Linked DNA regions of Mus musculus: all the other regions are linked to region 1. A link is a loop called in an ENCODE intact Hi-C map of the cell type or tissue named here. Cell type or tissue: left cerebral cortex. All regions are shown on one strand.

Region 1 (8,000 bases):
ATGTTGCAGGAAGATGGCCTTCTCCCTACAGAAACAGTAAGCCAAGCACAACCATTAGCAGGTTCAAGTGCAATCCTACACAAAGATTGCATTGATTTCAAGTGCCAAGTTCAGGCTTCTCACAGTACTTACACTGAAACAACTACTCATAAGTACACACTGGGCAAGTGTTTCCCTTCAACTTTCAGTTCGTGTGTTTGCATGCATTCTTTTACTTCCTCAGAGTAAAAAGGACGGTTAATTCATGAGGCTTTCGGGAGGCTGGGATGCACTCAGTAGGTGACTACTTGCATAATGTGAGTGAGTAAAGCCCTGGGTCTGAACCCCCCCCCCCCCCAGCACTAGGGGAACCCATGTGGCAGCATTGCCCATGATCCCAGCACGGAAGAGGAGGTGCAGAAAGGTCAGGAGTATAAAGCCATTCTCAGGCCAGCCTTAAACTTGGAGCAACCTGTGTCCCAAAAAAAGAAAGAAAGAAAGAAAGAAAGAAAGAAAGAAAGAAAGAAAGAAAGAAAGAAAGAAAGAAAGAAAGAAAGATGGAAAGAGAGAAAGAAAAGAAAAAGCCCAAAACAACAAAACAAACAAATAAAAACCAAAGGCTAACCAAAACAAATAGAAAAAAGAAGATCCTGGCATCCTTCCAAACTTCAAGAGGGAGCAGTGTTGCTGGCTTGTTGTCCAGCATCCAAAAGATAAGCAGGTAGCTGACCTAGTGATTACAAGGTCGGCTTGAAATCATGTGTTCCAGGTCAGCTTGGATGCCACAGTGGGCCTTGTCTCAGAAGACTAAACAAAGTATGACACCATATTGTAAATATGATGGGACATCAGGAAACCTAGTAGACAGGAATCCTGCAGTAGCCCCTGTCATACTCACCACACAGGGTTTCCTGGACAAAAGCTGTGTGCCAGACACTGTGTTAGGCACTAGAAGAGGCTAAAGGGCAGGTGTACCACAGCCCTCTCTCTCAAAGGACAGTGACCAGGCTCAGGATTTACATAACAAGTGGAAGAGGTGATGCAGACAGGACCACAAGTACTAAAAATAACAAGACTGCCTTCAGGAATGGGCAGAACACACTTCAGATAGATGGAGCTTGAGCTAGACCTTTGAGTGACAAAATTTTCTAGGAAATGAACATGTACAAGAAATCAGAACCACATGATCTTATAGGTAGGGTCCATTTTTTTTAATATTACAAAAAAGTTAAATATGTACAAGTCAACAGAATAAAATAACAAACTTGTGAGCTCATCACAGTATTGACCAATCCCAGCAATCTTGCTTTATATGTAACTTACATGTCAGAGGCTATAACATAAGCCTATTTTTAAATACTACATCCCTTCTGGGATTTGTTCTCAGATAAAACTACATTCTTCCTAAATGCAGAATACAAATAATCACACTTGATTCTGTTTTTAAAGTATCATTTTTATATATATCTATAAAACCCAAGTGAAGGGCTGGAGAGATGTGGCTCAGCGGTTAAGAGCACTGACTGCTCTTCCAAAGGTCCTGCCTGAGTTCAAATCCCAGCAACCACATGGTAGCTCACAACCACCCATAATGATATCTGATGCTCCCTTCTGGTGTGTCTGAAGACAGCTACAGTGTACTTACATATAATAATAAATAAGTCTAAAAAAAACAAGTGAAGAATGACCAAAAAAATCCAAACTTCAGCTTCCATATATGTCCAGAATAGCTCTTGCATTCTGATATTTCTGTGAGAATAGGTGAAGCAGAGAGTTCACAAAGCATCATGGGCCACATACTCAGGACACATCACTTGGCCTCCTGAGCCTGTGTCCTCCTCTGAAATACGGAAGATTTCCCCTCCTTAGAGACATGTGAGAACTATCTGCCAAATACTGTGTGTTTAGTTCTTGTGCCCTGGTTGACTTGGAAGAACCAGAAAACAGGGTAGGGGCCGAGCTTCCCAGCCCTCTCCCCTGTGCACCATCCTTCCTCAGGACACTGTGGACTCTGCTCCTGAAAACAAGCTGGAAAGGAGGGGCTGAGGGTCCTGATGGCAAGGCACTCACTCGATTGCTTCCTTTATTCCATCAAATAAAGTCAAGACCCAAGGGAGTGTTTCAAGAGAGTTTATCATATAAATGATCAGCCTCCACAAAGTAGTCTCTTTACCTAGCCCACAAGCACCACACAAGCTGTAGGTGGCCTACCTACCCATTAAGGCACTTTCACCTTCAATGTTACACACAGGACATCACTCTGTGGCTCCAAACTGGGGCTGCGAATGTGTGTTGCACACAGCACTTTCCCCAGTTCCTCATCACTGGTATTTTTTTTTCAACCAATCCATATTCTTTTTACAGTACAGTTCAAAACCAAACCAAACCAACAAGGCAGCCATGAGGATTCACAGAGGAGTCCTCGTGGGGCAGGACAAGCAAGCTCTAGGTGTTGCCAGTGCCCATGGCAGCACCAACATTACCTAGTCCATCTGCAGGTAAGAAACTGAATCCCACCTGCCATTGAGATGCCCCTCCCTCACTGCTGCTCACAACTATTAGTCTGTCCTTTTAAACCACAACTGGAGCCACCAAAACCCAACTTTTCTTTTAGTTATTTCCTCTCAACTTCCCAGTTACCTTCTTTTTCAGATTGTGCATACATCGCTGCCGTTTGCATTACTAAAGCATGTTCGATCACTAACCCTCCATCAGGACACAGTGAGCTCCCGACTTAGCATAACCATCCCTTGTTTTCGTGTATAACCCGGCTCTTTTACTGTCTCCCTATGGTAGTTACAGCTCACTTACGCTCCCAACACTTGACAGTTTGCCCCGTGCTTTGGGAAGGTAGCCACACAATCTGTACAGGTTAGGGAAAAGGCAATTCTGGTACTTAAAGGTTTAGGGTCAAGGAATGAAGAACTAACTCACTTTTCCGAAGGTAGCCACACAATCTGTACAGGTTAGGGAAAAGGCAATTCTGGTACTTAAAGGTTTAGGGTCCAGGAATGAAGAACTAACTCACTTTTCCAATTACAAAACGAAGCGGACCTTCAACCCCACTCTTCGGAAAAGTCGACAGTTCTGGTACCAAGCCACAAGTGCTTGAAACCATCTCCGATCTCTTAGGCTGCAGCGACCAGGTTCCCCGCCCGCCCGGTACCTACCACCAACCCACCCATCTCCTGTTTTCTCACCCTCAAGCCACAGCTCAACTACACCATTCCCACTCGCCCCCGGTACAACCAACCTCCTTCCGCGGCAAACACTCCACGCCTCTGCCCTTCTCACCTCTTTCCCCCCAAACTTGGACGCATCTGTCACCTCCCCCCTGTAAATCACAAGTGTGTGTGCCTCAGCCCTAAACACGCTGCTAAAAAAAGTCCCACAGGCAGGGGGACTCAACCTGGACGGACACACACACACATTCCCGTGATCGAGCCCTCCACCCCCAGAACACCGGCCAGCACTCTTCGAATCCCCAGAGCAGAGTACCAACCCCTTTACAAAGACTACCCATGACCCCGCTGCTACCGACGACTTCCTTTACAGAATGTGGCCATCCTGGAACAAGACTCCCCCTCTCCGCTGTGCCAGGGCTCGATCACGGGGCCGCAGGGCCTCTGCCCACCGCGGAAGCGGTCGCTCCCGCCCTCACTACTTGCAAGTTGTGCCTCTTACCACCTGTTCTCGCCGAGAGTGGGGTACACCTTCGCCCGGGCCCGTTCTCTGCCCACCCTTCTCCAGCTTCCCCCCTGGCCCGCCAGCACCCGCGCCAGTCGGTTCCGCTGCGCGGCTCGAATGACCGCCCCTCCCCCGGGCTCGGAGGACGCCCAGCGGCCCGCACCCCGAGCCCCGCGAGCACCTGCGGCCCGGCCCGGCCCGGCCTCCTCGTCCCCAAAAGCCCGCACTCACCACGAATAGGTCTGTTCCGCCATGGTGCTGCCTCTCGGGGGCTCCGCGGCTCGCTCGGCCGGCGGCAGAGGGCGCGGCCGGGGGCCCCGGCGGCTCGCTCCTTCACTCGCTCGCACGGAGGACAGGCAGTCGGGCTCCGACAGACTCCGACGGGCCCCGCTCCCTGGGCCCCGGAGCGGGCGCGGGCCCCGGGCTCCGCGCTCGGCCTCGTCAGCCGCGGCGGCGGCGGCGGCTCCGCTGCGGCTCCAAACCCAACATGGCGGCGGCGGCGGCGGCGCGGAGAACAAGGGCCCCGAAACGGTGGCTCGGGCCCGCGCTCAGTGCGCGCCGGGCCGCGGGAGCGCCGCGCTCGGGCGGCGGCGGCGGCGGCCGGGGGACATGGCCGGCGGCGGCGGCGGCAGCGGCGGCAGCAACGGCTGAGGGGGGCGCTAGGCGGTGAGGCGAGGCCGCTCGAAGCACACCCGCCCGCCGAGGGAGGAGGGAGCGAGCGAGCGGGCGGGGGCGAGCCCGGGCCGCTGGTCACGTGCCCAAAACACGCTCACGTGACCCCGGCGCCCCGCCCCCTCGCGCGCGCTGCCCATGCGCGGAGCGCTCAGCCCAGGTCGGCTCGGGGCTACGGTTAGCTGCAGCGGCCGCCGCGCGCTAGGCCCCTTGGGCGCGCAGTGGTCCTCCCCGGTGCGCGGCGGTTGACTGCCACTCAGCTGTCAACCTTCCATCATCCACCGTCGGCTGTCCCTGGGTCCTCAGCTGCCAGTCAACTGTCAAAATGCGGACAGAGCGCTGCATTCGGGTTCCCGCGCTGCGCGGTCCCCCTCCTTGGTTTCTGCAAACGTCCCTTCGCGGCGCCTGGTGCCAAGTCAAATGCTACCATGCTCGTCTTCATAGAAGCGATCAGCGGGGTCCTTGTTGGGTGCCAGCTAGGCGTCAGCGCCTTCACCTAGGCCCTTGTCCTTACATGCATATTCTCAGGGAAGAGACATAGGTGGTTCGAGCTGGCTAAAGCACGAAGATTATTTCAGAGTCATGGGGCTATTAATAATGGAGAGCAATTAATAGAGACTAAAGGAAGGGTGCAGGCTACTTTGATAGGGTGAATGGGCATAACTCAGTTGTTAGAGCGTTGTGTGTGACCATGTGTTAGGAAAAAAAATTTAAAAACCCAGGCCTAGTGGTGCGTGCCTTTAATCCCAGCAAAGGCAGGCAGATCTCTAAGAGTTTGCGGCCAGCCTGGTCTACATAGTGAGTTCCAGGCCAGCCAAGAATACATAGAGAGACTCTATAATGAGTTAATGAAAGACAGGGAGAAACGTGAAGAAGCATATAGCAAGAGATGAGGAAACATATTTAAGCTACACAGTGTATGTTTCTGACCACATGACATTCTGGAAAAATGACTATGGAAACAGCAAAAAGTTCACTGGTTATCAGGCTGAAGGGACACGTGGAGGATTTTTAAAGCAACAAAACTAGACCACGAGACACTGTACTCCCAGAACTGTAGTAGGTGGGCCTTGGGGGGAGGGGTGTATACTGAGCAATAGATCAAGGTCATCCTCAGATATGCAGAGAATTTGACTTACAGACTTTGGCACAAAGTTTAAAGCCAGCCTGAGCTAATGAAATCTTGAAAGAAGAAAGAAAGAAGAAGAAGAAAGAAAGCTGTGGTGGACCAGAGACCAACCTCAGGAACGTAGGCCTGAGGTAAAGACAGGATGGTACAATGAACTGAACCCCCTCCCCAAAGGCATTGGAGAACATTTTCTCAGGCAGGAGTGAGACATCCTCAGACCACAAGAGGCTTACCAACAGAAAAATCATTTTGCCAAGAGAGCGGCAGAGAGCAAGACCCAGTAATGGGAATTTCTGGGCTGAGCTTGGAACCAGGCAGGAATGAACAGTTTATGCCACAGGTTGTTGGACAAAGACACTAAAATGATGGGTGGAGACCATGCTCTGAAGGCCTCCCTAGGCCTCCCGCTCAGTCACTATGCTTGTGAATGGAAAGATGAGGTTTGGGGGCCATGCTTGGCTAACGAACACAGTACGCTTCCCAGAAACCCTATCTCTTTCTCCCTTTGCAGAGCAAGTCTCCAGTACCTGCCCATTCAGGATCCTCTCCGGCTCGCCCATCATTAAGCCAGGCTCTGACTCTTTTAGTTTCCCAGGGCCTGCCCAGGCTTACAGGGAATGCCACACCCTGACTCTGTCACCGGAGAGGTCAGTTGGCCACTGCCCTATATACAGGTTCTGTTTGCTTGTTCTCCAGGGGGAAAGGAAGCCTTTCGTGAAAAGGCCAAGTTCACTATTCCCACATACCTTCCGCCTTCCTCTCCCCCCACTCCCACCCCACCCCCGCCACATTCCAGGTGCTGGGACCAGCCAGGTTCTAGGTGGCCCCCTCCTTAGTATCACCAGAGAGGCCAAGAAAAGGTGTCAGAGAGGGTTTAACCCAAGGTCTCAATAAAACCACCTTTTTCTAGCTAGAAAGGTATCAGCCTTCAAACCTCTGCCCAACCCAAACCCCTGGTGTCCTGGGGAGATGAAACAGTGAAGCCCAAATTCTTTTCTTTCTCTTTCTTTCTTTCTTTTTCTTTTTTTTTTTTTTTTTTTTTTTTTTGGTTTTTTTTTTGGTTTTTCAAGACAGGGTTTCAAACCAAAAAAAAAAAAAAAAAAGGTAAAAGCCGGGTGTGGTGGCGCACACCTTTAATTCCAGCACTCGGGAGGCAGAGGCAGGAGGATTTCTGAGTTCGAGGCCAGCCTGGTCTACGAGTGAGTTCCAGGACAGCCAGGGCTACACAGAGAAACCCTGTCTCAAAAAAAACAAAAAAAAAGAAAGAAATCCGCCTGCCTCTGCCTCCCGAGTGCTGGGATTAAAGGCGAGTGCCACCACGCCCGGGGCGAAGCCCAAATTCTTGACATTTGCAGAAGCCTTAACAATTCTAGGTACTTCTGCAAAAAAGCCAGTTGTGACCTTAAGCGTGACACAGTCACTCTGAGTCTCCAAGCGGAGTGACTGGGGTTTCAGATCCCATGGGAAAGGCCTGAAGCCATAACCAGGTGTGGCTATGGGAGGTGCCAGAACTTTCTCAAGGGAGTTGGGAACAAAACAGACCAGACAAGTAGCTAACAAAACAGAAATGACAAGCAGGCGCCTCTGGGCAATTCTCTTAGGCTTGAGTCGCAGTGAGTCACAGAAGATTAGGCCAAGTGAGTAGTCTGAGGAGAGTGGAGCTGAAGTGACCGAGATAACAAACCCAACGCCTCCCTAGAACAGAAGACTCTGCGCTAACCAGAAGCTCCCAAAATGGTTCCCAGGAAAACACACAGAGCCTATGACAAGAACCAAATTGCCCTAGGTGGGGCTGGGAAGGTCTCCCAGGCCCCAGAAACCCCGTGTGCACGGTCCCTAGAGATGAAGACAAAGCCCAGAGCCTGGTGGCTCAGGCATCGAAGGCTAAGCCTGTCAGGATGCAGGAGGCATCTCCAGGTCACCATCAAGAGCACCACAGACTTGTGGTCTTCTGGAAAGGCCAGACCGGAATGAACTGGAGCCCTAGCATTGGTTGGAAGTCAAAGAGTGACTTTCAGTGCCCGTGCCAGAGACACTCAGCTCTAAGCTGGAGCAGCCCCAGGTGTATCTCCAACACTCTGAGCTTTGGCCAGGAGTCAGGTGTGTTTGGCAAGGCTTCAGGTGTTGGCTGCCCGCCCCCCCAGGAGGGGCACTCTGATCTCCACCAACTCCACCCCACCCCTCCCAAGATGAGAGGGCCATAGCTTGTGTAATATTTGTTGAAAGAGAGCATGAAAGCGCCTCTAATTATCCCCATGGTAATTATAGGTTCTACCCACTGAACATGTTCAAAGGAGCCTTGGAGAGCCTCCCAGGACCCATCATCCGCCTCAGGCACAGACTCCGGGGAGAGCCTCCCAGGACCCATCATCCGCCTCAGGCACAGACTCCGGGGAGCAGGCATTGCCAGGCCCGGCTTAAGCATGCTCTCATCCTCAGAGCCAGTATCTCACTTGTGTCTTCTCCCTGACACCGCACCAATAGGCAGGGGTAGTCGGTCTTCCCCAGACACCTGGTGCCCATGTCTTCTCTT
Region 2 (8,000 bases), 73 kb before region 1:
AGACCTGCGCCCCACACCAGAGGGAATCAATCACCTCAGACTGTCGGCATGCCAGGCTTTGGGGACTCAGACAGCTTTGAGCAACATCCACTTCAACTAAATTCAGAAGAGAACAGGAAGTTCACACTCACCCAGAAGACATCGTAGATGAGAAGCCCTGAGAGAAGCAGGCAGGAAACCTTGAGGCTTGGCAGGCGGACGAAGGCGATCATGGCAACACAGAGACCCATGGCCAGAGCTAGAGTGTACAGGAAGAATGGGATCAGCGTGTGGATGGAGGTCTCTTTCCATAAGCTCTTGACTGGCCAGCCCAGATGCTCTGACAACTGTTTCTACTGGGCAGCCCATCCACCAGGACCTGCTAGGGTGTGAGGTAGGTCACAGCATTCTGCCATACAAGGCTGGACTGCCTGCAGGTCTGCACCCGGGGTCTGTCATCCTCTGCACTCCTGTCTTGACACTCTATTCCTCCGGTCAGAGGATATTACCCTATTAAAAAGCCAATTTAGCTGGCAAGAGTGGTGCACACATTAAGCCTAGCACTCAGGAGGGCAGAGGCAGGCAGATCTCTGAGTTCAAGGCCAGCATGGTCTATAGAGTGAGGCTTTGTCTTAAAAAAAGCTAACTTATTCCTGAGTCTTCTCCCTTCATTCAGACACCATTCCAACAATTCACTGTTTTCTCTATTATATTTTCCCTATCAGTCCATCAATGTAATATCTACAACATTTTAATCTTACGTATTTGCCAACAATCTTCCTTCGATCCGCCTCCCAGTTCTCTGACCTAATTTATACACATGTCCTCTAAGGCCAATTTCTTTCTTTCTTCCTTTCCTTTTCTTTCTTTCTTTTTTTTTTTTAAGATGTATTTATTTTATGTATATGAGTACACTGTTGCTGTCTTCAGACACACCAGAAGAGGGCATCGGATCCCATTACAGATGGTTGTGAGCCACCATGTGGTTGCTGGGAATTGAACTCAGGACCTTCAGAAGAGCAGTCAGTGCTCTTAACTGCTGAGCCATCTCTCCAGCCCTAGGATATACATTCTTTCATTTTAACTGTGCAGAGTTTTAAGTGTGTATGATGCTTCAGGGTTTTAAGCATGTATAGTGATTTTACAATTCTTTTATTACATTTATTTCTTAGGGCATATGTTTAGGTTAAAGGACAACTCGTGGGAGTCAGTTCTCTTTGGCTAATGTGGTCCCCAGGACTGAACTTGGGTTAATCTTCTTTACTCCTTGAGCCACATTACCACATTCAGTGAATCTTAGCTTGTGTCGGTACTCATTCTAAAAGGAGAGATAACTATAGATATAAAATATAATTAGCCAAGTGGTGAGGTGCACACCTTTAATCCCAGTGCTCAGAGGCAGAAGCAGGCGGATCTCTGAACTGAAGGCCAGCCTGGCCTACAGAGCAAGTTCCAGGACAGCCAGGGCTCTACACAGAGAAACCCTGTTTGGAACACACACAGTAAATATAGAAAACCTTTACTAGGGAGAGGCGTCATGCCTGGAAATTTATCTTTAGAAAATCATGTATGCCGTGACACAGCAAGTGCACTTGCCTAGGTGGATCAGAGTGATGCCACATCTATCCCAAGGAGTAGACCTAGCATGTTTATTTTAGGTGTTTAAAAAGACAATGTAAGGACCCAGAAACAGTTAAATGACACACGTACTTCAGAATGCTCTAGAGCTATTTCAGATGTTTCTTTCTACGATGATAGTGGCATATGCTATGACTATAAAGAAGAAGCACACCACAACGTATCATTCAATACATGGGTTCTGCTGGGCGTGGTGGCGCTCGCCTTTAATCCCAGCACTTGGGCGGCAGAGGCAGGCGGATTTCTGAGTTCGAGGCCAGCCTGGTCTACAAAGTGAGTTCCAGGACAGCCAGGGCTATACAGAGAAACCCTGTCTCAAAAAAAACAAAACAAAGCAAAGCAAAACAAAACCATGAGTTCTGCAGATGCCTGCAGAACCAGAAGGGGTGGGAACCTTCAGAGCTGCAGTTACAGGCCGTTGAGAGCTTCCTGACAGAAGTGCCGAGAACTGAACTCAGATCCTCTGCCAAGAGCAGGAAGTGTTCCTACCCACTGAGCCAATTCTACCCAAGTATCTGTTTTTAGCTATTATATTTGTAATATTTATTTCCACTTATATAAAGAAATAGCTACCTGAAAACTTGTCTTAAGCAAAAATGGGGGCAATAACTATGAATGAGTGATAAACTGGCTACAGAGCAGTCTTCTAAGGAAGAACTCGTGAGTAGTTATGGCTGCCTGCCTTAGGAAAGCTCACGGGCACATCCCAGGGCCACGGAGAAACTGCGCTGGTGTAGCATTGGGCACAGGGGCGGGAAGGCCTAGCTGAGTCTGTGAGAACTGTCCACAGCAGGCTTGCACCTCCTTTGCTGGCAGCTCAGCTTCCTTCTGCTCAATCATTATAGGCATATAGAATTGGTATGCGAAGCAAACATTCAGTGGTAATTATAAACTTAAAAGACATAATTTTACTACTGGAGACAAAAAAAAATCTGGATACTAATACTATGCTAGACATTTTTACATGAACTAGTCTTGGCTGAATGATGCTGTCTAGGAAAAACCTTCACTATTCCACAGAGATGATAGCTGTCACTGCCAAGAATGCGGCTTTCCATATGTATACAATACCAAATGTCAGAAGTATGCTTATGACTATTTTGGAAACTTAAGTATTCTATCCTAATTTGAAGCCAAAATTTATTCCATTGTTTTGTTGTATTTTTTTTTAAATTAAAAACTAGGCCAGCAACTCAAAACAGCAATTTTTTTTAATTATCTTTTTTTTTTCTTTGAGAGGGTTTCACTGTGTGGCCCTGGTGCCCTGGTGCCTGTAATTTGCTTCATAGATCAGGTTGACCTTGAACTCACAGAGGTCCTCCTGCTACTGCAATGCTGGACCTAAAAAGCTTGTGTCAGCATGGTCTACAGAATGGGTTCCAGGATAGCCAGCCTACATAGAGAAACTTTGTTTTGGAACAAACACACACATGTGTCACTATGTCTGCTTTAAATAGCAATTGTACCCTACCCCACCCCACCCCACCCCACCCCACCCCACCCAACCCAACCCAACCCAACCCAACCCAACCCAACCCAACCCAACCCGAGCTATGCTAATTCAATATTTGCATGCTGAAAAATGGCAGCAGAATATGAAGCGCCACCGAGTTCTATTACACCACTGTGTTTCTCTGAGAGAGAAGATGTGGAGTTGAAGTACAAACAGTGCAACTATAGCATACATATGCATCAGTATGAGCAGAGGTCTTTGAGTCAGGGCATGCTGTGTCTTCAGAACGAGGCTTTCAGTGAAGGCACATGGTGCTGCAGTACCCGTGCACCTCGCCAAAGCTGTGGTTTCACTGTGTGTTTGATTCTGAACTAACTTTTGCTGTTCACAACTGTTTTTGAAATTTACATATCTGCACTGGTCCCACAGTTGAGGCCGTGAGCTATAAAACCACACGAGGTTCAGCCACAGCCTATGTACGTCATCACTCACCATCCATGAGAAGCCAGTGGCCAGTGAGAACCCAGATGAGGACGAGCATGACAGACAGGGAGAACGACAGCAGCTCGGCAGCAGTGAAACGCCCACAGCAACCGAAGGAAATCCTGGAAAAGACATTGGCTGGACTGAGGGGCACTGAGCGGCACTCAGTGGCTGAGTGACCCCGTGATCAGTGTTCACACTGGCTGGGTCAGAGCAGGGCGATACCTAAGACCCAGGATCCTAGGAGACCCAAGCCTCGTTGGCGTCATCTATGAAATACTCAGGGATTATCCTTTAGCTCCCACATGGGAATGCAGTTCATCTTCTTAATTTACATTTTATCATTACTATCACTGTGTGTGTGTGTGGGGGGGGGGGGGGTATGAGTGGAGGTCAGGTGAGAGCATTGTAAAGTCAGTCTGTCCTTCTACTGGGTAGTCCAAGAATTGAGCTCAGGCAAAGAGGATTAAGTAGACAAGCACTTTTGCCCACTGAACCACTGCACTAAGACTATTATATTTTTAAAGATTTATTTATTATTATATCTAAGTACACTGTAGCTGTCTTCAAATGCACCAGAAGAGGGCATCAGATCTCATTAAGTATGGTTGTGAGGCACCATGTGGTTGCTGGGGTTTGAACTCAGGACCTTCGGAAGAGCAGTCGGTGTTCTTAACCACTGAGCCATCTCTCCTCCAGCCTGACTATTTTTTTTTTAATACTAAGTTATCAACATTGCTGTCTAAAAGTATAATGTAAAAGAATCAGTCTCTGGGAGTTAAATATAAGGCAAATCTTATTTTTTTTTTTTAAAGATTTATTTATTCATTATATGTAAGTACACTGTAGCTGTCTTCAGACACTCCAGAAGAGGGCATCAGATCTCGTTACGGATGGTTGTGAGCCACCATGTGGTTGCTGGGATTTGAACTCTGGAAGAGCAGTCGGGTGCTCTTACCCACTGAGCCATCTCACCAGCCCGGCAAATCTTATTCTTAAGAGAAAAATAAAATCAAGAAAGGAACAGATTCCATTCATTTAGCAATGATGAGATAATATGTGTAAGATGGGGAAATGTACTTGGCCGTCACTAATTTTTGAAAAACCAGATGCCACAAATGATTATTATCCAAGGCCACCTCCATCCATGTCTGTGGAGCAATGGCTCCTGGGGGAAGATGTCAACAATGCAGTGAGCCAAGGCAGCAGTACCTGCAGGCCACCAGAGACCCACGGAGTCTTGAACGCAAGCACTGTTCTGCTCTCCCCACTTCCTTCCTACTCTAGCTGACAGGGAGCAGACGACAGCAGGTGACAGTGATCCCACATGTGAGGGTGTCTGCATTTCCTGTGCCACAGGAGGGAAGGGAGATTCTATCTCCAACTTTAAAAAGGACATATGAACGTCACTCCCCAGTCTCTGGCCAACACCCTTTACTGATACCCTAGAGGGAAAGATCCGAGTACTCACTTGTTCTGAGGTGAGCAGGGCCTTGTTAAATACTGGCACATCGGGAGAAGAAGAAAAGCAAAAGCTATTGTTGCAAGAACTAGGAAAAGAAAATATGTTTCATTAATTTTTTTTCCTTTACCCATTACAGGAAAAAAATGGCATAACTCATAGAAGATGGTTTTCTAATATATTTTTCTTAGCAAGTAGAAAAGTTACCTAAATGATCTTTTTCCCCTATTTGTCTGCTCGTGCTCAAGCTGGGACCCAGGGGCCGTATGTATGAATGTATGTACATACGTACGTAGCACTGAGCTGTGTGCCCAGGAGAGGTCTTTCAATAGTGCATGGATAGCTACATTAAAGACAAAAACAAAAACCTAGCACCTAGTGTGCCATAGATGGGGACAGGGAATGCTGTTCTTTTTTTTTTTTTTTTTTAAGATTTATTTATTAATATATGTAAGTACACTGTAGCTGTCTTCAGACACTCCAGAAGAGGGAGTCAGATCTTGTTGCGGATGGTTTTGAGCCACCATGTGGTTGCTGGGATTTGAACTCTGGACCTTCCGAAGAGCAGTCGGGTGCTCTTACTCACTGAGCCATCTCACCAGCCCGGGAATGCTGTTCTTATTCTCCTGTAACTCAGGAAGAAGGAACTCACAGCAGGCAGAAGACACGCTCTTAAAGTCACCTATCTTTGGATAATATTGTCCCTGTATGTCCATCCTTGCCTAGCCTGGAAATACTGCAAAGCTGGCAGCTGTGATTAGCTGTCAATATTTCTCCCTTTTTGTTTTGTTTTGTTCTTTTTTGAGACAGGGTTTCTCTGTGTAGCCCTGGCTGTCCTGGAACTCACTCTTTAGACCAGGGTGGCCTCAAACTCGGAAATCCGTCTGCCTCTGCCTTCCAAGTGCTGGGATTAAAGGCGTGCGCCACCACAGCCCGGCTTTCAATATTTCTATCTGCAGACGCATTAGTAGAGGATGCTAACAGCCACTGTGACTAACAAGACCTGTGAGTTGTCTGCCAGAAACAAGTCACAACTACTTGGCATCACTAAAGTTCCTGAGTTTTCCAATCCCTGGCTTTCTTGAAGACTCTGGCAACAGATAAAGAACTCACATGGCATGGCACATACATTACAATTTTGATTCCTTTTAGTAAACTTGCAGCTAAATTACCTGCTGTACATATTGTGAAAACGACTTGAACTGAATCAAAGAAGAAGAACATGACGAGGAGAGAGACAGACGCTCCAATCGGGAGGAACAGTGCTTGGGTGGAATCAATGGTCTGGATGCCTGAAGAGGAAAACAGGACACATTAACCCTTACTTCATAATGGCAACATAACACCCACCCCCACCCCCCGCCGCCGCCTTCATAGACTACTGCACAGGCTAAGCACGACATGATGCACTGATGTCACCTAAGAGATCAGAGGTCATATACGTTCTCACAGCCTGAGGTAACAGGTCATCAGAGAAATAACTCAATATGTGGCCAGAAGGGAATTCACTTTACCCCAGAGGGTTTAAGCACTGAAGTGCATTTTTAAACTGTCTTCTTTATTTGCTATGTATGGAGTACTGCCCACATGCAGGTGTGTGTGCACACAGTACCCACAGAAAGTCAAAAGACGGCTCCAGATCCCCTAGACCTAAACTTACCAACAGCTGTTAGCTGCTGTGCATGCGGGTGCTGAGAATCAAACGTTGGAAGAAAAGCCAGTGCTCTTAACTGCCGAGCCATCCTCCCAGCTGCTTGGTGAACTGAAATTGGACCTCAGTTTCTAGGCCTGCCATGACCTCAGTCTTTATCCAGACTCCATGTTCTACAGTGGCCATCCTTGTCCTTCAAGGAACGTGCCTGTGCATTTTACAGTAACTTATGGAACTTAGGGGGTTCCTGGGATTTATATGTGGCTTCCAGGCCCTAAGGCTTTCAACAAGAGAGGCTAAGCTCTTGCTGTCCTCGGTGCCTTCAGTCTGACAGTGACCAAACGCACAGACACCCACCTGTTTGCCCTCTCCAGCCCCTGCCTCCTGAGGGCAGAGATTAAAGGCATGGATCCTACTGACATTGCCCAGCTTCTTGGGAGGGAGTGGTGGTGGTGGTGGTGGTGGTGGTGGTGGTTTGACTTTGAAATTTTAAGGTATCAGAAGGAGATTAAAAAGTCCTGGGACAGAGCAGGACACAGCTCAGTGTTCTCTCTTAATTCTTAGCTGCCCACAGGAATCACTGAGAGAGGTTTTCATTAATTGGAATTACAGTTACTTATTTACTTACTTATTATTTATTCTCTGTGTCTGTATGTGGGTGGAGGTCAGAGGACAGCGTGTGGGGTTGTAGCCTTCTCCCATGTGGGTTCCCAGGCTCAGGAGCCCACGCCATTACCAGCTGAGCCACCCTGCCAGTTCTGAAGAGATCGTCTTAAACATTATACTACTTAGATAATTAAATCTCTAGGGGTTAGGTCTAGCTAAAATTCTACACAGAAATGTTAATTTTGCACCAGGAGCTGAGACCTGTGAGCAGAGTAACTGCAGAGAAGGGAGTATCAGAATCTGGTGGTGGCTGAATGAGGGACCCCGCACCCCACCCTGTGTTCTGTATGCCATAGACCTAATTAATCCTGCTGAGATGTCATATGAAAATTGCCTCACAAGCGATTATAACGAATATTTAAAGTAGAAATCTGTGTTAAGGCTGCAAGTAAATGACCCTTTCGAGATGGAACTTAGGCATCAAGGGTGGAAAATGACAAGGGGACATTTAAAGCTATTGTTAACACTGGGGAGAGCTGACAGTGGTTAAGATTTCACACACTGTTCTTACAAAGGACCTGAGTTCAGTTCACAGTAACCACACCAGGCAGGTCACAACTGCCTGTGTATCTGTAGCTCCAGGGGATCTGATGCACTCTTGTGGCCTTTGTGAGCACTCACACTCTTGTGCCCATACCCTACAATATACACATAATCTTTAAAGTTAA
Region 3 (8,000 bases), 58 kb before region 1:
AACTTATAATTTTGGGTCTTATAGCATTTTGGTATCTAAGTTCAAGAAATTCATGGCTAAAGAATAGACCCAGGCGGGTCCAGGCACAGCCAAACCCACCCTGTAGCTAAGAAATGTCTGCCATAAAAGATAAAAAAGAGAGTGCAGGAACTAGCCAGGGCTATCAGGACGGACCAAATGGCCATCTGGCAGGATGGCGCCTCCCGGGCGGCGCCTCCCTATAGCCCACCATAAATCATACATTGACCAGGTGTCCTGCTGACCTCGAGAAGTCCAAGCCCTTGTGTCTCCCTATACCTTAGCTGGCACGTACTGCCCTGTTAATTTGTAATCACCCCGCCGACATTTAAATAAGCCAATCATGTGTAACCGCGCAAATTCTTTCGGCTCCCCCCTTTTGGTTTATGGTTTATGCCTTTATAAGCCTGTAAAAAGTTTGGGCCGGGGTCGAACTCCTCTGCCCCCTGCACGGTGCATGAGTTTCAACCCCAGCATGCTGGCTTGAGCGCTCCTTTGTTGTTTGTGTGTTTGTATGCCATTAAAGCCTCGTGTACTTACAGCGAGTTCAGTCTCTGAGTCCTACTGGGTGTGTGCGCCTTCCCTGGGTCTTTCACAACCACACACTTGCTTTTTGAGTTTAGCCTCGGAGAAGGAAATTTCTGTTGTCTAAGCCATCTATACTACAACATATTTTGCTATGGTAGTCCGAGCTAACAGAGTACAGATCATGTGTTATATATTCCAACTTGTTTCATATCTCTGATATGGCCAATATTAGCAAATATCTTAACATATGTTAAATAAAGAACCTGTTTTGTTGTTGAGGCACTTCACAAATGACAGGCTGAACTGATAGAGGATTGGTTAAGTGGGGCTTGTTGGGATCGCTCAGTCAACAGTGCTGTGCAACCCTGAGTTTGGATCCCTAGCGACCATGCCAAGAGCAGGGTATGATGGCACACGTCTGTACTTCAGTACTTGGGGAAAGGACAGCATTTAGGTCAGCCAATCTAGCCCAATTGAGGATCTCAAGTTCACTGGATACAGACCTAGGAAGACAGCAGTCCTCTGGCTTGTCCACGCAGGTGCACATACAATATAAGCACACAAGGACATCAGTCACGTCCATTGTAATAACGCTCATTTTCTTTCTGCTTGCTTTGCTCCATTATGGAATGAAGGACACTGCCTCTTAAAATTGTATTTGTGGGCTCTGCTTCCCTCTCTGTCTACAGTTTTTGCTTCATGGAATGTAAAGATCTTTGATTATATGACAGGCATCTTAGAGGCCCAGAGAGATGACTCAGCAGCTGAGACTGCTGCCAAGTCCTAGTTCCTGGATCCTATGTGGTGGAGTAAGAGAACTGGTTCCTCCAACTTGTACACACACATGAGAGGGAGGGGAGGGGGAGAGAGAGGGAGAGCGCGCAAGCGAGAGAGCGAATGTGCGTAATAATAATCATCAACAAACCTAGGCTCTTCAGCTGTCTGATTCTAACAAACTCTCACCAGCTCTGCTTGCATACACTTGGGGTCACACATTTACTTTTAGGCAGAGGAGGATGCTCGGCAGGATTTGCCTTAACTGCCTCTTGGCAGTTGGCCCTAGAGGACAAATTGTCATTTCTCACTTCCAATTAGGTCTACAACAACAAAACACCTAGAGACCAAAGGCCTGCATTCAAGTTTCAAACTAAAGCCTCTACCATGACAAGCGTGGTGGTAATTTTCAGTGTATTATCCATTCCTTTGTCCCCTCAGTGTTCATTAGTCTCATGACAGAGCTCATCATTTGATGGCACAGGTCTAGACTGGTTGGAGTGTTTAGGAATGTGTTGCAGCCAATGGAACACAAAGACTGGTTCTTCCCTGTGGGTGCGCATTAGGAAAACATGCACTAACCTGAGTTTTCTGACCCACTTAATGAACATAATATTGGTAAGTACAGCTGTGCAGCCGTGCTGCCTCTCTGACCTTGTGGCAGCTGGGGAACTTTAGAAGAACCCTTACTCACATCTCTGCCTGGGCTAGCTTCTACCCTTCCTCTGGGCTGGAAAGCTGCCAGCTGTCTTTTGATCTTACTTGAGGCATGGATGTTACACACAGCCGACATATCTCAGAAGGTAGAGGAAAAGAGCCTGGTGCTGAGGTCAGTGCTAGCCAGCATTTAACTCTTCCAAGTCATTATTAGCTGAGGGCTATTAAAACTCTACTTTTAGCACAGGCCTTTAATTTCAGCACTCAGGAGACAGAGGCAGTTGGATCTGAGTTCAAGATTAGGTTCCAAGACAACCAACCAGGGCTATGCAGAGAAACTCTGGAAGAAACCCCCAAAAAGCCAAAGAGATGACTTAGCAGTTGAAGCTCTTGTGTTCAGTTTCTAGTGTCTATTGTGGGGGTGGGGGTAGTGTGTGTGTGTGGTGGCTGATAACAACCTGTAACTACAACTCCTCTGGATTTGACCTGTTTTTCTCCACTCTGTTGGAGACATGTGGGCGGGCGGGCGGGCGGGCGGGAGGGCACGCACGCGCACACACATACACACACTCTTTTTAAAGAATATTTTTTTTAAAGATTTTTATTATTTATTTATTTTATGTATGTGAGAACATGGTAGCTGTAGAGGTGATTGTGAGCCTTCATGTGGTTGTCAGGGTTGAATTTTTAGAACCTCTGCTCGCTCTGGTCAGTCCCACTCGCTCAGTCCTTGCTCTGGCCCAAAGATTCATTTATTATTATTAGCTGACTTCTGATATACCAGAAGAGGGCATCAGATCTCATCATGGGTGGTTGTGAGCCACCATGTGGTTGCTGGGATTTGAACTCAGGACCTTCGGAAGAGCAGTCAGTGCTCTTAGCTGTTGAGCCATCTTGCCAGCCTGAATATTTTCAAATAAACTGACCAAGCAAGGCAAGCACATTTTATCTTAGCTGAGGTGCTATGGAGGCAGTCACCTTCCCATGCCCCGCCCCAAGACAGAGTTCCTCTGTATAGACCAGGCTGGCCTTAATTCTGCCTGCCTCTGCCTCCTGATGCTGGGAGGTCTTATTTTCCAACTTTACATTGTTCCATCACTGGGCCTGGGTTGGGATCTAGTCACAGCCTGTACACTTGCACAGCTGACAGCAGACTTCAGCTGTTTAAATACTGCCTTTGTGGGAAGACTTCTGTCTTAGGTACCAGGATGGCTGTGAATTGTGGAATTTTATCCTAACTTACCTGGTAACTTATTAACTCTGCAGACAGCCCAGTGCTTGGCTAGCCATTGATCAGTCTATTCTGTCTGCAGAGATGACCCCCCGCCATCACCCCAGCCCTGTCTCACCACCTTAATCTTATTTCTGCTCTACAACATGATATGATGCCTTTACATCAAGATGTTATTACTACACACTCCATTCAAACCGTACCCTGGCTATTTGCTTAACAAAGAGCACATTTGGGTTACTGAAATGAATGTTTAAATGAGCAATGTGGGCTATGAGAACGCTTAGCAGGTCAAAAGCTTATGAGTCTTATCCACACAAATATGAAGGGAGACAATCAACTCTACTAAGAGGTCTTCCACATTTGCCACAAACAGAATTACTCACATACAAATGCATAAACAAGACGGAAGTAAAAAATGATCAACAGAAAGAGGCAAGCACGTATCCAAAATCCCTGCAGCTGGAGGCCGAGGCAAGAGAATTCCCCAAGTTTGCATCAAAAGTGTGAACCAGCCAGGGTTATGTGGTGAGATCCTGTCTTAAAAAAAAGACCTAGACCAATGTTTTCATTTCTACTGATACCAACTATGACTCAAGAGAAGCAGCAGTAGGTCAAGCTTCCAGAGGGGAATGAATATGCAACCAGTGATGCACACAGTCAGCATTCACGATGAAGACACAGGAAATGGCCAGTCTGAGGACAGCCTGGGCTAGACAGCAAAGAAACCCTGTGTGTTTGTTTGTTATTTTATCCTATCCCTCTTCAAAATCATTGAGTGTATTGTGCTCTGACAGTAATATCACTCTCTACCTATGTGGGACTGAATGGTATACTCACAAGATTCCTATCTGCAGTTTTAACCACAGGACCTGAACATGTAAGTGTATTTGCAAACAGTTTTTAAAGAGGTATTATAGGTAAGATAGTTCTTTCTTCTACTCCTCTTAGGGTATCACTGTGCAGGCTTTAGCCTGGTCTAGCAAGCTGGTGTTGAACTCCCAGGTACACCTGCCTCTGCACTGAAAGTGCTAGGACCGAAGGTGTGCACTACCACACCTAGCTTAAAATGCTATTGAGGGAAATAGATAAGCAGATGTGGGCAAGGGAAAGGGAGAGACAGATGGACCTTCCGTCTGCACGGTCAGGAGAGAAGGACCAGTGAAGGCACCATCTACATGTGAAGACCAAACCCACAGGCCAAGGAGAGGAGTCTGGATAAAGCCCATCCTGCTGATATCTTAAAGTTCTCTGCTGTCTAAGCAGCTCAGAGCTGCTGAGTCACCATCTCACCGCAGCTGCCTGACCTTTACCTACTTCCTAAACAAGGAAAAGTAACTGAGGGGTAATCACAATACAAAATATGCAAAATGATGATGATGGCGGCGGCGACGATGATACAAAGCAAGAGGCCCTAGAACCTTTATCCTCTATGAATAAATACATTTACTATAGCTCTCCCGGCCTCCCCCACCTCCGTGTGTGTGTGTGTGGGGGGGGGGTGTACGCTGTATGCAGGAATATACACCCATGTGAGCATCTGTGGAGGCATTTTTGAGACAGGATCTATTACTGGATCAGACTGTCTGGGCTAAGCTGGCTGAATCTGTATTTTTCCATCACCTAACCCTAGTGTTACTGTAGCCACATGCAGTTCTACATGTGTGTGGGAGATGTGAACTCAGATCCTTCTGTTTTCATAGCAAGGGGTCTTTCCCACTGAGCCATCTTCTTCTTTTTTTTCTTTTTCTTTTTTTCTTTTTTTGTTTTTTTTTTTTTGAGACCGGGTTTCTTTGTGTAGCCTTGGCTGTCCTGGGACTCACTCTATAGCCCAGGTTGGCCTTGAACTCAGAAATCTGCCTTCCTCTGCCTCCCAAGTGCTGGGATTAAAAGCGTGCACCACCATGCCAAGCTCCACTGCGCCATCTTTAAAGAAGGACTAACACAGTGCACACAGTTTTTCATGCACTAGTGTGCTAAGGATAGGTTTCAGAGCACCACATAAACTCAGCTACTGCAGCCTCTCCTCCCATCTGATGTCTGCTTTAGATGAGCTGTACACATGCTGCCATATTCCAGACAGGTTATCAAGTCAGCAGCCTTTTACATGACACCGTGGTGGTATGCTGAGCTGGACGGAGTTCAAGTCAACTAATTAGTGTCAAATACCACACTTCATGCCATGTACAAGAGTCTATCATGACACGATAGCAGGAAGTTGTTCAACACACTCTCAATGTCTTAGTAAGGCTTTATTTAGGGTTTGTGCTTTTTGTAAGAAAGGAATAGAATGGTATTCAGCTAAGGTAGGGAAGATGCCTCAGTCAGCACAGCACACAAGCAGGAGGCCCAGAGCACAGCCAGATGCAGCGGCACAGTGTAGAACCCAGTGCTGGTTGCACACAGGAGGATCCTTAGTGCTGACGTCAGTCAGCCTACTTGACCCAGTGAACCCCAGGCTCAGTGAGGGACATCATTTCACAAAGTAAGGTTTGGAGGGCTGTTGAGGAGGACGCTACCGTTATGCACACCCACACAAACATGCACAGGCATCACATACATAAGCCAAAATGAATAATTTAATAAACCCTCAAAATCAGGGTATTATACATGGTTGGCAAGTCAAGTGTTCTAAATTCAGCTACATCCTCACTCTTTTATCTATCTATCTATCTATCTATCTATCTATCTATCTATCTATCTATCTATTTATGGTTTTTCGAGACAGGGTTTCTCTGTATACCCCTGGCTGTCCTGGAACTTACTTCGTAGACCAGGCTGGCCTCAAAACATCCTCACTCTATGAACAGAACTCAACTTACTCTTTAGATTCAAAGGTTTTCCTGAGCAGAGACCTAGGGCTGCTTTGCAAACCCTGCACTGTGTGCAGTAGACAAGGAGAGCTTGGGCTTGCCCAAGGCTGCCTTAGGTCTGACAGAATGTGCTGAACAGTTAGGACACAGAGTCTGTATTCAGTCGACAACCATGCTGTGTCTAAGACCTAGGTCAGGAATAACAGAGGGGTCAACAGCCAGACGGTGAGGTGGCCTCCGACCATACATACGCTGGAGCATTTTACACTCAAGGGTGCTGTGAGTCTCATTCGGGAGCTCCAGGAGAAGAGCTGTGAAACTGCGTTCGTGTGCACTCCCCACATCCACACATAGTCCCCACATGTCTCTCTAAATCCACCACTGGGGCTTCACTCAGAGATATTTAACAAGCTCTCTAAAACTATAAAATAAAAAGACTTTGAATGGGTATTCTAGCAGACTCAGTAAGATATTAACAAAGAAACTTTAAGAAAGCAGAGACAGTGGCACCCAGCCTTCCTGATGCTGCCACCCTTTAACACAGCTCCTCATGCTGTGGTGACCCCAACCACAACATTATTTCACTGCTACTTCATAATTGTAATTTTGCTACTGTTATAAGTTGCAATGTAAATATTTCTGGAGAAAGAGGTTTTCCGAAGGGGTGGTGTGCCACAGGTAATAGAGGGATATTTTATAAAGGTCAGTCCATCAGGAAACATACGAACTATAAATATATAGAAAATAAAAAGAAAAATTCAGAGACTTAAATGTGGAACGTTCTGCAAGCACTTATCTGATAAAGGCATCTTCATAGTATGTGAAGGACTCTTAAATTCAACACTAAGAAAATAAAAATAGAGATAGAGAGAGGGGTGGGGGGAGAAGGAGAGAGAGAGGGGTGGGGGGAGAAGGAGAGGAAGAGGGGGAGAGAGAGAGGCTCAGAATAAGTATGGCATGCTCATGGCTCTACACTTGACCCTCAGAGCTGGGGGTGGGGGGAAGGGCAGGGGATTCTCAACAGACATTTCACCAAAGACTCTACATGATGACAGATAAACACATGAAAAGAGCTGGACACCATAAGCCACGAGGAAACACCAATCAACGTCATAATGAGACACCACCTATACCCACTAGATTAAGAGAGGAAGGGGGGTGACAATGACATTGACTCTGGACTGAGACAGAATCCCAGCATTAGCTCAGTTTCCGGCTGTGTGGTCAGCACTAACACCCTTACAACAGTGTTTGCTATGTGGCGACATGCAAGTCACACATCTTCTTACATGTTACTCATTGGATCAATAGATCTATTTTTCTATTTTTAAAGACAGGGTTTCTCTGTGTAGCACTGGATGCTCTTGAACTCAAGGATCCAACTGCCTCTGCCTCTCAAGTGCTGAGATTAAAGGTGTGCAACACTACTGCCCATCTGGACAAATACATTTCTAAAATGTGACACAGACACACATGCTTTATTTAGCATAAAAAATGAAATGACAGCCGGGCACTGGTGGCACATGCCTTTAATCCCAGCACTTGGGGGGCAGGGGCAGGCGAATTTCTGAGTTAGAGGCCAACCTGGTCTACAGTGTGAGTTCCAGGACAGCCAGAGCTACACAGAGAAATCCTGTCTGGAAAAACAAAACAAAACAAAACAACAAAAACAACAACAAAAGAAAGGGCATCATTACATAAACCAGGCAGAAGTGGAAATCTCCATGCTGGGCACAGTCACCCAACAGAGACATGCCTCCTTACGCACTGAGTCCAAACTGGACAGCAGTGACACCAAGAAGAAAAACACACAAGCAGAAAAGGACTGTCTGGGAGAGGACGAGAGCCCACGGGGCGGGAGGAATAGGAATGTGTTTGTGCGTGACTGTGGTGAAACAATGATACACAGGTATGGAAGTCATAGCAGAGCTTATGATATACCTTATCATATAGTAAAAATGAAGAAAACAGGGGCTGGG

The links. Hi-C counts contacts between places; a loop is a spot of excess contacts. Peaks named below come from ENCODE experiments on the same cell type or tissue, not always from the same donor. Only the 100,000 strongest peaks of a DNase experiment are listed, where the experiment ranks them.
Region 2: a loop joins it to region 1, with 2.3 times the contacts of the local background. A loop is called at or near these places in 10 of 42 quality-filtered maps.
Region 3: it touches region 1 in a loop (2.4-fold over the local background); 12 of 42 quality-filtered maps call a loop at or near these places.

The regions. Positions count from the first base shown.
Region 1 is chr5:115,007,513-115,015,512 of GRCm38, reverse strand. It overlaps Sppl3 (signal peptide peptidase 3), which reads right to left and starts at 3,989. Exons shown (of 11, transcript NM_029012.2): 1 at 3,898-3,989. The coding sequence starts at 3,920. In left cerebral cortex, no CTCF peak of the experiment used is centred here; DNase peaks (open chromatin) are centred at 3,299, 3,550, 3,711 and 4,445; H3K4me3 peaks cover 2,729 bases; H3K27ac peaks cover 1,227 bases.
Region 2 is chr5:115,080,528-115,088,527 of GRCm38, reverse strand. It overlaps Sppl3 (signal peptide peptidase 3), which reads right to left. Exons shown (of 11, transcript NM_029012.2): 4 at 6,188-6,307; 5 at 5,025-5,103; 6 at 3,563-3,675; 7 at 132-238. Among named protein-coding and RNA genes, the nearest start is that of Rpl37rt, 23 kb to the left of the region's middle. In left cerebral cortex, CTCF peaks have their summits at 902 (motif pointing right) and 4,116 (motif pointing right); no DNase peak of the experiment used is centred here.
Region 3 is chr5:115,065,644-115,073,643 of GRCm38, reverse strand. The region is part of intron 2 of Sppl3 (signal peptide peptidase 3); the gene reads right to left. Among named protein-coding and RNA genes, the nearest start is that of Rpl37rt, 38 kb to the left of the region's middle. In left cerebral cortex, no CTCF peak of the experiment used is centred here; DNase peaks (open chromatin) are centred at 1,316 and 4,727; H3K27ac peaks cover 641 bases.